Linked DNA regions of Homo sapiens: region 2 is linked to region 1. Evidence: read pairs that join two places in POLR2A ChIA-PET (ENCODE). Cell type or tissue: GM12878. All regions are shown on one strand. Each heading gives the region's core, and the rest is flanking DNA. Links, peaks and the distances in the headings are about the cores only.

Evidence for each region. Peaks named below come from ENCODE experiments on the same cell type or tissue, not always from the same donor. Only the 100,000 strongest peaks of a DNase experiment are listed, where the experiment ranks them.
Region 2: POLR2A ChIA-PET joins it to region 1 with 5 read pairs; 2 of 35 experiments call an interaction of 5 or more read pairs at or near these places.

What each region holds. Positions count from the first base shown.
Region 1 is chr3:186,705,032-186,707,953 of GRCh38, forward strand. It overlaps the pseudogene HRGP2. Among named protein-coding and RNA genes, the nearest start is that of KNG1, 11 kb to the right of the region's middle. In GM12878, for the core only: no CTCF peak of the experiment used is centred there; a DNase peak (open chromatin) is centred at 1,320.
Region 2 is chr3:186,585,584-186,588,505 of GRCh38, forward strand. DNAJB11 (DnaJ heat shock protein family (Hsp40) member B11) reads left to right here. Exons shown (of 10, transcript NM_016306.6): 10 at 1-210. Among named protein-coding and RNA genes, the nearest start is that of DNAJB11, 16 kb to the left of the region's middle. In GM12878, for the core only: no CTCF peak of the experiment used is centred there; no DNase peak of the experiment used is centred there.

The DNA of each region.
Region 1 (2,922 bases), core at 146-2,645:
ACTGGTATTTGCATGGTGACCTACAGTTTACAAAACACTGTCACATATACTACTGCCATTTTAGAACCTCAAGATAATGCCACTGACAAGGAAAAGCAAGTGTCTGCCTCCATTTCCTTGGGAAAAGGTGGCCTAGAGTTTTAAACACTTAACAAAGGGCAATTATCTAGAAAGTTTTAGGACACAGAATTTTAATTCTGATTTCACATTGAGGATTTTTCTGAGGCTTGACAACATATTGTTCATAGCTGGAAGGAAGGAATCATATATTAGTTACTTTTCAGGCTGTGGAAATTATCAACCTGAACCAGTTGTAGAATTCTGCTTAGAGGCCACCAGAAAAGACACCTCCTTCCCCTATCCCCATCCCCAACTAACTCTTCCTGAGTTTGGTGTGGGTAATGTAAGCCCAGTCGTGAACCATGGAAGCCGGAGAAGAGGCTGGGGGCTAAATGTTTTACAGCACACTCTCATTTAACTGAGCCCTCCAATGCCGGGCATGACGCCTGTAATCCCGGCACTTTGGGAGACAAAGGCAGGCGGATCACTTGAGGCAGGAGTTCAAGACCAGCCTGGCCAACACGGTGAAACCCTGTCTCTACCAAAAAATACAAAAATTAGCAGGGCATGGTGGCAGGCTCCTGTAGTCCCAGGAACTTGGGAGGCTGAGGTAGGATAATCGCTTGAACCCAGGAGGCAGAGGTTGCAGTGAACTGAGATCTCACCACTGCACTCCAGCCTCAGTGACAGAGTGAGATTCTGTCTCAATAATAATAATAATAATAATAATAATAATAATAGAGCCTTCCTACACCTGTGAGTACATATTATTATCCCCATTTTACAATGGCTGGCTTTCAGAAATTTTGTGTAACTTTCCCAAACTCACAACTAGGAAATGGAGAAGCCAGGATTAACATAGGTCTCTCTGATTCCCAAACTGTACTCAGAACCTCAATGCTTAGCAGTTTCTTCTAGCAGACAGCTGTCCTCTTGACCTAGTCGATCTTTCACAGCTGGGGTTGGGGCCTCTGGAGCACAGGAGTGCCAGCCAGTTGTAGCCCTTGTGTTTACGGTGGAGCCAACAGACACTTGCCTTGACAGTGTCCATGAAAACCCATCTTTATGCTATATGGGTGCCCTCCTGTCCAACACTTTCCTCCAAGGGACTAGCTGAAGTTGCAAAAATCCCTCTTCAATAACATTCTTCATTGTTTCTAGGCACAGGCAACTCAGGTCTCCAGGGCAGAAGGGTTGGCCTAAAGGCAAGGCAGCAATGATGTGGTTTTCCTCACCACAACCCATGGGGAAGCCCAGTGCTGGTGCCTGCTCATGACAAAACCACAGCAACTTGAGTGATACCCTTCACCACCTGCACTTTCCCCAAAGTGTTAACGAGGAAAGATTGCTGAACAGCTGATGTAGATATCTGATCATATTACTCTTATTTTTTCTAAAGCTCTTCTTCCTTTCCTGAATGTCTGGAAGTTCACACCTCTGGCTGGGCATCTTCACTTCCCCATGTGCGCACATATACACCACACATACACACACACACACTAACAGGTTTATCTCTCCTTTGAAAGTTTATGGAGTCTGCAGAGTATATTTGTCCTACGATGCAGGAGCCTTGGACTTGAAAAGCCCAAAAGATCTTGTCGTAATCTGCAAAGTCTTCAACCCTCAGGTGGGTTGTCTAAGCAACTTTGTCATGAGCAGTGCCAGACTAAGTGAATTTGCACACACATAGTGTAATTGGTTCTTATGGCTTTGTAAGAGAGATTGTGTGTGAAAGAGAGAGAAAGAGAAAGACAAGAGATACAGAGCATGCCCCATACTGGGGAAAGGAGTGCAATTGCTATTATCACATGAAAAGTACAAATACTTTTCCAAGAATTGGGGAGAAACAAGATTTGGAAGAAAAGTAAAATCATGTCCAATTCAATCAACCTTGAATGAATTTGAAAATGCTCCTTGCAGTCAGGACTCCAGCGCTGAGACTTAGTCATTCCTAGCTTTTATTATTAGGCACAGAATCTAAGGAGAATAAATTAGCCTCAAATTTATTATATAAATGTATATAAATAAGATGCAAAACTATATTTTACATCTGTCCCAGAAATCTTAGTTCTATTTTTTACATGAGTACAAAGATTTGCTTCATGGAATTTTTTATATCAGAAACAAAACTGAAAATACTCCAAACATCCACATCCCAAATTAAAAAAAGAAAGAAAGAGAAACAAAGGGCAGGGTTGTCACCATGAACATGACTCTGTAGATATTTTTAAAAATTAAACTCTAAACAAGGAAGAGGGGGAAGAGGTTAAGTGTTCAGCCTTGGGGAGTAAGGGATGTCCATACCGTCAAGCCTCAGACCTCTATCAAGAATATCAATTATAAGGCCGGGCGCAGTGGCTCACGCCTGTAATCCTAGCACTTTGGGAGGCCGAGGCGGGAGGATCACGAGGTCAGGAGATCCAGACCATCCTGGCTAACACGGTGAAACCCCATCTCTACTAAAAATACAAAAAATTAGCTGGGCATGGTGGTGGACGCCTGAAGTCCCAGCTACTCCGGAGGCTGAGAGGAGAATGGTGTGAACCCAGGAGGCGGAGCTTGCAGTGAGCCGAGATCGCACCACTGACTCCAGCCTAGGTGACAGAGCAAGACTCCCTCTCAAAAAAAAAAAAAAAAATCAATGATAAGGCACTAGTTCCCCAGTGTTGGTCCCACACATGGGTTCCAGGCCATAATATAGTTTCACCACTGTCTGTTAAAATGAGAAAAATAAGGATAATAATGTTTCTTTTTTTTTCCATAGAGATGGGGTTTCGTCGTGTTGCCCAGGCTGGTCTCGAACTCCTGAGCTCAAGTGATCTGCCCACCTGGGCCTCCCAAAGTGCTGGGATTACAGGCATG
Region 2 (2,922 bases), core at 171-2,670, 120 kb before region 1:
TCGGAAAAGAATGACCAGCAAAAGGTTTACTAATACCTCTCCCTTTGGGGATTTAATGTCTGGTGCTGCCGCCTGAGTTTCAAGAATTAAAGCTGCAAGAGGACTCCAGGAGCAAAAGAAACACAATATAGAGGGTTGGAGTTGTTAGCAATTTCATTCAAAATGCCAACTGGAGAAGTCTGTTTTTAAATACATTTTGTTGTTATTTTTTTCATGACTCCTGTTTCTTCTGTGAGCTATTTGGGTTGTCCTCCCATCAAGCAAGATGGATGCACACGCATGCAAAAGAGTGATATAGATCCAGTCCCCATGCCCAATTACACATACGGCATCTGCTAGAAAGGAGCTTGGAAGAAACTGAATGGTTGATTGGGGTCCATGAATGAAGGTTACACAAAGATCTAATTGTCCTTGAAGTATATTTTCTCTCATTTAATTTGGGAATAATAATCTGATATGGACACTTTACTGTTTAGAAAGCACCTTTCATGTATATAATTTCAGTTGACCTCATGGTTAGAAAGCCTTTGGTTTGTTTAGGAACAAGGACTACCACTGGTTCTAGAAAAGGAATTTAGAGTTGCAAATTATGTTTGCTCATCTCATGGCACCCAATTCAGATGCTATGTGACGAGTACATTTGACTTTTGAATCTCCCTCATTTTCACATATATAGTCACATCACACTCTACTTTTCATGTACTTTGGACTTTTTGTCTCTGCTAGTGAGTATTTCAATTCTGTTTAACAACTGATGTTGCGTATTGTGTGTGGAGCTGCCTTCTAGCCATCAGCATAGTTCTAGCAGCATCCCTGCCTTTGGGCTATACATACCTTAGAAATCACCAGGCGTGGTGGCTCACACCTATAATCCCAGCACTTTGGGAGGCCGAGGCGGGTAGATCACGAGGTCAGGAATTCAGGATCAGCCTGGCCAACAGGGTGAAACCCCGTCTCTACTAAAAATGCAAAAATTAGCCGGCCACGGTGGTGGGCGCCTGCAATTCCAGCTACTCAGGAGGCTGAGGCAGGAGAATTGCTTGAACCTGGGAGGTGGAGGTTGCAGTGAGGGGAGATCGTGCCACTGCACTCCAGCCTGGGTGACAGAGCAAGACTCCATCTCTAAAAAAACAAAAAATCAAGTGAAACCACACAAATACGTATGTAAGTTTAGTGGACTTTTTGTACCTGTAAGATTCATTATGTACTGAATTGCCTCTAGTTGAGCATTTCTCAGGAGTGATCATCATTTCCTTTATATATCAGCCCCGGAGAAGTCTTGATCATTATTTGCACTTACTAATCCCCATTTTTCCAAGATGTATGCAAGGGTCAGTCATGATACTAAGAGCTAGAGCTGCTAGTCTTGGTGAGAAAGACCCCATAGGGATAATGTGTTTCCTACAAAGAAGAATGTTAATGGGGCTTTGTCACTCCTGGGCTTTGTCACTCCTTTTTATCCATTGTCTAGATTGTCGTGATTTAATAAGTTAAAGAATATTCTTTCATTATTGGACTCTGAGCTTCAGGTAGCTTTAAGTGCTTTATCTGAGGCACATTGTAATTTGGAAAGATTTATATTAAAATTCCATAGATTTTCTTAAGAAGGGAAGATAAACACCATAGAGGAAGGATGCTAGGTAATTAATGTGGAAGAACAGATAATAGTGTCTTCAGTTCTGCAAGGAAAAAAGCCATTCCAGGGAGCTATGCAATGAGGCTGAAAGGATGCTTGGCCTGGAATCAGATTTAATTTCTATGACTGAGGAAGCTTGTTAGCCTCAGTTTTCTCATCTGCAAAATGGAGATAATGAAGGGGGATATTTTTGTGCTTGGTCTTTTATGCATCTTAAACATCTTTTTGGGCTACTCAGAGATTTATTCACTTACATATACTCCTGCCCCTTAGCTGCATTCACTATTGGTTAGGTGCTGGATTGCCAAATCCTAGATGGATGTTAGTGCTCAGAAATCACTGAAAAGGGAACAGGATTTGGAAACTTAAAACCTGTTTGAAAAGGTCCAATGGGTGTTACTAGAAATGGGAATGGAAAGATAATTTTATTCTATTCCTTGAAAAAAAGCTGCTGTTGGCTCCAGTAGCAACCTTTACCATGAACAAAAGATATCCAAGGGCTCTGAAAGATAAGCAAGAGAAGAAGACACCACTTGGTAAGTGTTCACTTTTTAAAATTCTAGTATTTTAGTCACTGAAATTGCTCCAGGACTCACAGTGAAGGGTTGGACACAGGTCACAGGCAGTGGGCACCAGTACAGCTTCCGTCATGAGTTTAGATGTCAAAGAGCCCCGACCCTTTCTTATTCCATTAACAGAAATGAAATATTTCTGAGTGGTATAACTTTAAGCACAGTTCCTCCAACAATGCAGCCAGCCTGAGAATGACATAATTTGGGGGCAGTCTCATCACACTGAGTGTCAGTGAAAACCCTCTAGAGCTGCATAGTCCAATCTGGTAGCCACATGTGGCAATTGAGCACTTGAAATGTGGCTCATCCAAACAGAGGTGCTATGAAGCATAAAATACACACTGGATTTTGAAGACTTAGTATAAAAAAAAAGTAAAATGTCTCAATTTTATATTGACTACATGTTTAAATGATAGCATTTTGAATATAACTGGTGAAATAAAATAGATTATTAAAAACAATATATTACTAAAATTCACCTGAGTTTTTTTCACTTTTTAGAATTTGGCTAATAGGAAATTTTAATTACGTATGTAGTTCACATTATATTTCTGTGGATTGCACTGCTCTAAGAGTCTCGCCCAGGCTGTGCCAGGTCACTCAACAGAAGTTGACTAGTACTTTGGGATAAAGGGCCTCATATTTACTCCTATTCAGTTACCTCCCCCTCACTCAGTTGGCCCAGTGGTCCAGTCTGTTACCATGTTTTGGGAT